Regions from separate parts of the Homo sapiens genome. Here region 2 is linked to region 1. The links are chromatin contacts, found by Hi-C or POLR2A ChIA-PET in ENCODE. All regions are on one chromosome and are shown on one strand. Each heading gives the region's core, a stretch centred on a gene start or an enhancer-like site at or near the end of the contact. The rest is flanking DNA. Distances are from core to core; before and after follow the strand shown. Region 1 overlaps LDLRAP1 (low density lipoprotein receptor adaptor protein 1). Region 2 overlaps MAN1C1 (mannosidase alpha class 1C member 1).

The links. A loop is a pair of places that touch in the nucleus more often than their neighbours do. ChIA-PET counts read pairs that join two places held with the same protein, here RNA polymerase II (POLR2A). Pooled maps may share reads with other maps.
Region 2: a pooled map shows a loop between it and region 1 (2.1-fold over the local background). The contact joins two enhancer-like sites. A Hi-C loop is called at or near these places in 5 of 50 pooled maps. POLR2A ChIA-PET finds 5 or more read pairs at or near these places in 4 of 52 experiments (PC-9, WTC11, activated B cell and 1 more).

Annotation. Positions count from the first base shown.
Region 1 is chr1:25,567,143-25,571,217 of GRCh38, forward strand. LDLRAP1 (low density lipoprotein receptor adaptor protein 1) reads left to right here. Exons shown (of 9, transcript NM_015627.3): 9 at 1-1,744. Among named protein-coding and RNA genes, the nearest start is that of LDLRAP1, 26 kb to the left of the region's middle. RefSeq lists enhancers at 1-372, 373-1,097, 1,098-1,821. Within about 2 kb of position 1,354, at least 22 of the 41 ENCODE cell types and tissues checked have a DNase peak (open chromatin) inside an H3K27ac peak, as active enhancers do.
Region 2 is chr1:25,741,804-25,745,688 of GRCh38, forward strand. The region is part of intron 2 of MAN1C1 (mannosidase alpha class 1C member 1); the gene reads left to right. Among named protein-coding and RNA genes, the nearest start is that of SELENON, 56 kb to the right of the region's middle. Within about 2 kb of position 1,853, at least 25 of the 41 ENCODE cell types and tissues checked have a DNase peak (open chromatin) inside an H3K27ac peak, as active enhancers do.

The DNA.
Region 1 (4,075 bases), core at 104-2,603:
GGGAGAGATTTTTCTTTTAAGCCCTGCTCTTTCTCTGAGAACCAAAAGATGCCTTGAATATTTATTCAGTGACTTCTGGCTTATGCTCAGAAGCCAGTCTGCGTCAGGCACGTCTCCTGCTGCGTGACATGTGCAGTGCTGTAATCGGCTCCCGCTTGCTCTCCTGGAGCAAGCTCTGCCCTGGCTGTGGGTATCAGGACTGTGACCAAAGCATTTCTAGTCCCTTCTCTCTTTCTAAGGACCCAAATTTCCCTGGGGGCATCCTGCTTCCTGAAAGCTGTTGGATTTCAGTGATTTTTCCCCCCACCCCCCAGCACAGGAGAGCACCCACAGCCGCAGAAGGGGAATGTGTCCTCCTGCTCTGCTTCCTCAGGGCCCAGCAGGCGGGGGTTTGAGCCCTGGACCCCAGGCTCTTAGAGACTAAGGGGCAGCTCCTGACCAAAGACGATACAGCTTGGCACTTTAAAGCATTAACAGCAGGTGTGACCCTGAGGGCTCCTCCATGGTGCTGCATTGAGTCCAGCTTTCCTTCTGCCCTTCCTCCAGGAGAAGGGGCCCAAGGTCCCCGTGGATGGTCTCCACCTGTGCTTGGAACCAGTGTAACTGGCTGCTCCCTGCTCCCAGGGACTGACACGGGGATCATCTCTGTGACCGCCCTCCGTCGGGCCCCTGCCTGCCTTCTCCCCTCCACGCAAGGCTGTGCTCTTCCTCTGGTTTCTGTGTGTCCGTTTGAGTGTCTGCGCCCCGCCTCCCCATACTTCCTGGGATGATGTGTGAAACCTGACACCTAGATTTATTTGGAAATATTCTATGACCACTTTACAGATGAGGAAACAGGCCTCAAGCGTGGAGGGGTAGAGTGAAGAGTAGAACCCAGGTCTGATGCCAAAGCTGCTTTCTTCTCTGCCTCCTCCTCACGCAACTCACACCTCCTTTTCTTCTAGCTTTGTTGTCCTCCCAGGAACCAAAAAACCCCAGCTATTTTCTGACCAAAATGTGTTTCATAACAAACCATCTGGTGCCTTTCCACACAGAACTGGCAGGAGCCTCGTGTCCTGCTAGCTGTCTCTCTTGTTGATTTCCGTGAAAATGCAAGTGTTTGAAGTCTGCTCATTCCGAGGGTGAAACAAAATCCAACCCTGTCAGAATCATGCTGTTCTCTTTGCTGACACTGTGACCCTGGGTCGGGACAGACCAGCAGCAATCTGTCTTTAGAATCGCTTTCCTTCCTCCCCTTTTGCCCCCGTGGGGCTCCCGGCATCCTGAAAGCCAGCAAAGCCTCCAGCATCTTTTCCATCCTGAGGTGCCTCCCAGTGGCCTGGCTTGTCGGAGCAAGTTTCATCAGCCCTAGGGAAAACACGGCCCTCCTGGGAACCTCCTTACCTGGAGTAACCGGACACCTTAGACGGAGGTGCCTGAGGGTGGGGTGGGATTTGCAGGGTCATTATCAGAACATGAGGATAACTTCCTTGCCCCTGCTCTGTAGCCACCTCCTTGGCACCGGCCTCTATTTGTCATAAGGCGGCGTGGGCGAGGCCTGACACAGGCCAGCCTTGGCACGAGGGGGGCCAGGGGTTCTGAGAAGCGCTGCCCTGTGAGAGCCACGCTGGCCTTCGTCTCCATCTCTGGTTGACGGGCTGTCCGTGTGCCTCCTGTGTGTCTGCAGACAAGTCTTGCTGTGCTTTATTTGTGAAACTTTAATGAGGAAAAAACAAATAATAAATGTTCTCGTTTTGAAACTCAAGCAACGCTCATCAGGTGGAGTAGACTGGCGGCAGCGTCCGGCGGCTCCTGCCCTTTGGGGATGGCAGCAGCAGTGACCACAGGCTGGGTGGGGCCGCGTGCCCAGGGGCAGCACTGAGTGGGGGTGATGGTCTTAGGTTCCTGGGGTTGAAGGCCCAGTGGGGCCCCCTTTTCACCCAGCAGCTGGGTGTGTGTGTGATGAGGTCACCTCTGGATGACTCATGGAGGCTACACCAGGGATCTGGTGCATCGGCTGAAGCGTCTGAGAGCCCCGGCGGGGGACTGTGGCCAGGCTGTGAGTCCCCTGCAGTGTGCATGAGGTTGTGTACGTGTCCACGTGGGCGTTTTCCACAGAGAGGATGTCCATTATTTCCATCACTTTTTGGATCCGCAACACTTTATCATTCCACAGACTTGCTCCGGGCTGAACGTGGACTGGGCCTGGGTCTCAGTACTGGGGACAGGGGTCCAGGCGTGGCCCAGATGAACTCAGGATGTGTGGTTTGGGTGTGTTGGGGGATGGTGGGAAGTATTTCAGTGTCTTGAGAGACTCAGGGTCTAGCCCTAGCTCTGCCACTTGGAGGCTGTGACACTTGATCAGTCACCTCTTGAGCCTTGATTTTCCCGTCTGTGAAAATGGTGCAATGACCTCCCCGCTTTTTACCACCCTGGGTTTTGTGTGACTCAGTGGTGACCATCATCACATTGTTGGTAGAACACTTGTGCATTCAGGTTATCTCAGAACCAAAGGCAACTGGAACTCAATATGTCTAAAAATGGTAAAGTAAAATAGTTAGCAACCAGTGTTAACTGAGCTCTTACTATGTGCCGGGTGTTGTGCTGAGCTCTGCACCATATTGCAACGGTTGTGCTGAGCGCAGATGGCAGATGGCATTAGCTCCCGTTACTGCTGAGGACACTGGGCTGGGAGAGGAAGGCAGCTGTGCTTCAAGTGCTGGGCGGGGCCACAGCTGAGCCGCCAACCTGTGTGGCCCTTACCCCGCCATGTCCTGGCTTCCCAGGAGCCCAGTCTGGCCATATGCTGCCCGAGACCACCTGTTGACCTGTGCGGTGACCCTCACAGAAAGGCCACTCTCTTCAGGTTCTTTCAGCCACTCTCCGGAGATTCCCCAGGCCTCTGCCCCTCAGCTGTGGCTTGTGGGGGTCCACTTGGACATGTATCTCTTTATCCCTTTGAAACTGGTATTTTAAGCGTCCAGAACCCAGAGGCAGAGCCCTCATATCAGCATCAGGCTGACTCCCTGTGAATTCTCAGTGGTTCATGGATGACTAAGAAATCCTCCCCTTTCTTCTTTCCCTCATAATCTGAAAAGACACCCAACAAGTTTATCTTTCGGTTTAAATTTGGCCAATGTCTTTAGTCTCCGGATGTCTCGGATTATGAATCCTGAGCGCCAGCCGTCTGCTCTTTCATGCATAAGGGATGAAGCCAGGGAGAACAAAGTCGCCTTTCAGATTTGACGTGACTTTCAGCTTCACTGGGTGGATGTTGGGGTCTGCTCTCCCAGGAAGAGATCCCATCCCATGTACATCTGGGGACTTTTCAACAAGCCTGGCTAGGGAATAGGGGCAGATTCACATCTGGGGGGCTGGCTTGGGGCCTGGTCTTCCTCCGGCCATTCCCAGGTGCTCATCAGAGGAGGTGCCCGTTTGTATATTAAGAAGTAACCCGGCCGGGCGCAGTGGCTCACACCTGTAATCCCAGCACTTTGGGAGGCCGAGGCAGGCGGATCACGAGGTCAGGAGATCGAGACCATCCTGGCTAACACGGTGAAACCCCGTCTCTACTAAAAATACAAAAAATTAGCCAGGCGTGGTGGCGGGCGCCTGTAGTCCCAGCTACTTGGGAGGCTGAGGCAGGAGAATGGCATGAACCCAGGAGGTGGAGCTTGCAGTGAGCCGAGATCGGGCCACTACACTCCAGCCTGGGCGACAGAATGAGACTCCTTCTCAAAATAAAAATAAAAATAAAGTAACCCTTGGGCCTGTTAGGTCTTTTGCACCTAACACTGGTGATACTAGTCCTTGCAACCTCACATGCTACCAGGTAGGTGGTCCTAGTCCCATTTTCCTGATGAGGCAGCTGAGGGTGAAGGAGGATCAACAAGTTGACCAAAGTCTCACATCCACTCGGGGATCTGGGATTTGAACCCTGCTCTCTGACCCCAGCGCTCCGGATTTCCACTGCACAGTGCCTCTCCGTGCAGATCAAGGCAAACCCCAACCGACCTGGTGTGCCCTGCTCTGCCTCGCCAGCAGCCCCAGCTACCACGGAAGACACTGGAAGCTGCTGGCCAGTGGGTGTCTCCAC
Region 2 (3,885 bases), core at 603-3,102, 180 kb after region 1:
GGATGGGAAAAGGCAGTTCTGGCAGAGTCTGTAGAAGAGTCATAAAAGTATCGGTATGTAAGGAGGGAATGGCAAGTGGCCCATTTGGGTTGGGGGGTTCTGACCTTTGGGATGCTTGGAGACAAGGCTGGAAGGTTGGTGGGGAGGGGTATGAGAGAGGCAGTGGGGACCCTTGACCTCAAGGGGCTCACAGTCTAGTTAGGGAGGCAAAGCCCCACAGTGCAGGGAGGTAGTGGTGGGTGCCCAAGAAAGTGCTGTGGGCACTCTCAGGGCAAGAAGAGGTTAGCTAGTGGAACCAGTTCAGGCTGCCCCTGGGAGGTAGACCTTGAAGAACATGTTAGTGTTGAACATGCCAAGATGCACAGAGAAGATTTCTTGGCAGAGAAGACCACACTTGCCAAGGTATGGAAGCAGGAGCTTGCACCCCTTCCTACATGGGTACTGAGGAACCATTGGCAGTTCCTGAGCTTGGGGAGAGACCCAAGTTGGATCTGGCTTTAGAGTGAATAAGAGGTAAAGGGAAGGGGTCTTGGAGATAGGAGGACCCTTTTGGAGGCAACTACACAACCAGATCAGGTAGTGATGGCCTCGGCAGCAGATACAGATGGGACCTGTGGGGCGGTTTTCCTTTAAGTTGGGCCAAGGGTTTTTGCAAGCTGCAATCTCACGCTCACGTTGCCCTGCAGGGTGAGAGAGAGGGCCGGGAATGTAGTTGCACCCCAAGGCCTCACTGACCCAAGAAGATTTTTGTGGAGGGGCTGCCCAGTGCCAGTAGGGGCAAGGAGGGCCACATGTACTCACTATCATGCCAGCCCTTGTCCATCAACCTACCCCATTTAACCCTCCCAGGAGCCTTATGAGGCAGGTCCTAGTGTCACCGCCATTTTGCAGATGAGGGAAACGAGGCACAAAGAGGTAGAATGGCTTGCCCTATTGCACAGCTAGGGTATAAGAGGCCAGGATTTGAACATCTCCCTGACACCAAAGCCAGCCTCTTAGCTATGTGTGAGGTTGCCTTGCAAAGGCTTTATTCAGTAGCCAAAGGTCCGAACCCTCCCAAAGGAAAGGATCAAGAGGGTCTCCCTGACCTCGTTGCCCTTCCTCACTCCCTGGCCAGGCTGCTATTTCAAGGTGAACTAAGGGACCCCAGAACTGATGAACAATCGGTTCAATGAACTGATTTATCAAGCACTTAGTCTGTGCCAAGCATATAGGTTGTATTTATCAGATGTATCTAGGCCAGGTGTGTATGTGATGTATTTATCCTGGCTCAGGAACCTGCAGTGGCTCCCCAGTGCCCTGGTCCAGTGGTCTTAACCTCATTTTATAGATGAGAACTTTGATGCTTAGAGCAGATGTGTTGCTGGCTCATAGCGGCATTTGAACGCGGGGCTGCTGATTTCTGGGCCTGTATTATTTCTAAGACACCTCACTGCCTTCTGCACTAGCAGGAAGGGGTGAACCCCATGGCTTCAGAACTGGAACAGGAAAGTGGACCAACATGGAGCCCGCCCCAGCCACAGCCCTAGGGAAGCGTCCAAGCTGGCTCTTTGTGTATAAATCATGGTCTGTTTACTGAACAGGGAGTGTGTCTTTCCTCCTGGGGAGCTGCCCCAGGGTGGCTGCAGGTGCAAATAGGGTTGAATTCAGGATAGGGCCTTCTCTCCTGCCCAGCCTGACCGCTGAGTAGCCTCTGGACTGGAATGAAAGGCTTTCCAGTAAGTGCCTTGCTGGACTGCAGCTCAGCCATGTGCCAGGTGGGAATGGGGGTGGGAGACCAACCAAGAGAAGGATTCAGGAGCCTGAGAGCAGGGGCAGGAACTTGCCAACAAATCTCTTAGCAAGCTGCTTTCTCAGCTGGCCTCATAGAGCGTCCCCAGGGACGTCACGGGGCAGAGCTGGTCACGAGGAGTCCTGGCTGCCCTCCCAGCCTGATCTAGAGGAAGAAGGGCGCATGGGGTGAAAACACCAGGGAGCTCAAGGCAGGATTCAGAAATCAGACACTGCGGCTGCCTCTCCCCTGGCCTTGAAGGACATACGGCCTGGGCCTCTCTTGATCCGTAACTGATCAGAGTGGGTGGGGTGGGGTGAGCAATCAGATCTGCAACTGTTTTCACAGAGAATTGAGCGGCCCTGCAATGCCTGATGCGTGGAAAACACATTCCACTTGGCCTGGGGCTGGGCCAGTCCCCCCTTGGTCTAATCTTGAGTGTGTCCCATCCCCTCTCTGAGGTCTTCATCTATGACAATGAAGGGGTAGGGGCAGCAGGATCCCCCAGATTCTTCCAGGCCCTTCAAACGTCTGGTTTGAGGTCCTGTGATAGAACAGGAAGGGGCCTGAGCTACAGCCAGGAGCATGGACACCAGGCCTGTACCCTGTGTGCTGGGCACGATCTGCTTTGCTCAGTCTGCCTGGGCTCCTCAGTGCCTCCCTGCTTGAGCACCTCGAGAGGGTGAATACGGGCCAGGAACTCTGTTCAGCCCTGCCACCTACAGGGGAAGCAGCTGGGATGAACCGGCAAAGGATCAAGTCTGTTTGGCTTTGGGATGTGTTTTCCTACCACTTCTTAAGCATGGGAGGGGCTGACATTCTGGAAATTCACTTCAGCCCAAACAGGGAAGCCATCCCAGGACGCAGTGCTGGGTCCTTCCAGCCTTCTCCTCCCTCCTTGGCGAACTCCCTTCTGGTAATAGATTCTCCGACCTCCAGCCCATCCCAGGACACAGGGCTGGGTGCCTCCAGCCCTCTGCTCCCTCCTTGGCGGGCCCTCCCTTCTGGTAATAGATTCTTTGACCTCCAGCCTCATCTTCCTCCTAACTTCTCCCTCCCTCTCACCCTCACTTCCATTCTTTTTCCAGGCTGTATCCTTTTTCAGACCTTGCCCAGCCTAGAGAGGTGGTTAAGTGTGTGAATTTCAGAAGGATTCTCTGCCTTCAGTCAACACAAGTGAGCAGTTAGGAAGCACTCATTAAGGAGATTAGAGGCTAACTCTGAATTCAGGAGGTGCCGCAAAGCCCACGCTGCAGACTCAAGTGGGCTCAACAGGCTCCAGAGTTTCCACTGCGGAAGGTGGAGCCTGTGACTCTCAATGTTTTCAGCCTCTGCAGGGAGGACACTGAAGGAACAATTACTCCTCTTAGGGTTACACTCTGGTCCCTAAAGGAAACTACTGCTGCCTGCAATGACTCCATAGTTGTAAGGAGTTGATGGGAGGCGCCACCTCTTTCAGGAAGCCTTTCAGATAGTAGCAGGCATGTCCCTTTCTCCCTCCCCTCCACCTTCACAGTTTTCTGCACTGAGTGCAAAAGGCTCTGGTTGTGCCAGAGGGTGTCTTCCTCATTACTCTTCTGTCTGGTTCATGGGATGGAAAACTATCATTTTGCACTTATCTCAGCCTTTACTCCCAGGACAGGTGCCTGATGCCCAGTGGTAGGGGCCAGGCCTCGTAGCTGGTTCGTGCACTAGAATGAGAATGGCCGCAAATTTTTACTTTGTGTATTTGTTTGGTTTCTTTGCCCAAATTTTCTTTCCTTTTTTTTTTTTAATGGAAATAAGTTTCTGGTTATAAGAAAGTAACCCATGAGCTGAAGAAATCAAAAGGCACCTGTAATCCCGGCACTCAGAGGTAGTCAGTGGGTCATACCAGACTTAGTTCTGTACACTTACACTTTGATGTACAATAAGAATTATACTGTGTTTTTTTCTTATTTGCAATTTACTTAAAAAGAAAGAAAGAAAGAAAGAAAAAGATCCCGTGGATGTCTCCCCAGGTAAATAGGCACAGGTCGACCTCACCTGCGTGGATGACTGCATGGTATCCTATTTTATATTTGAGCCATAGTTCACCCTCTATTAGCTACAACTAATCTTGAAGAGACAGAGGA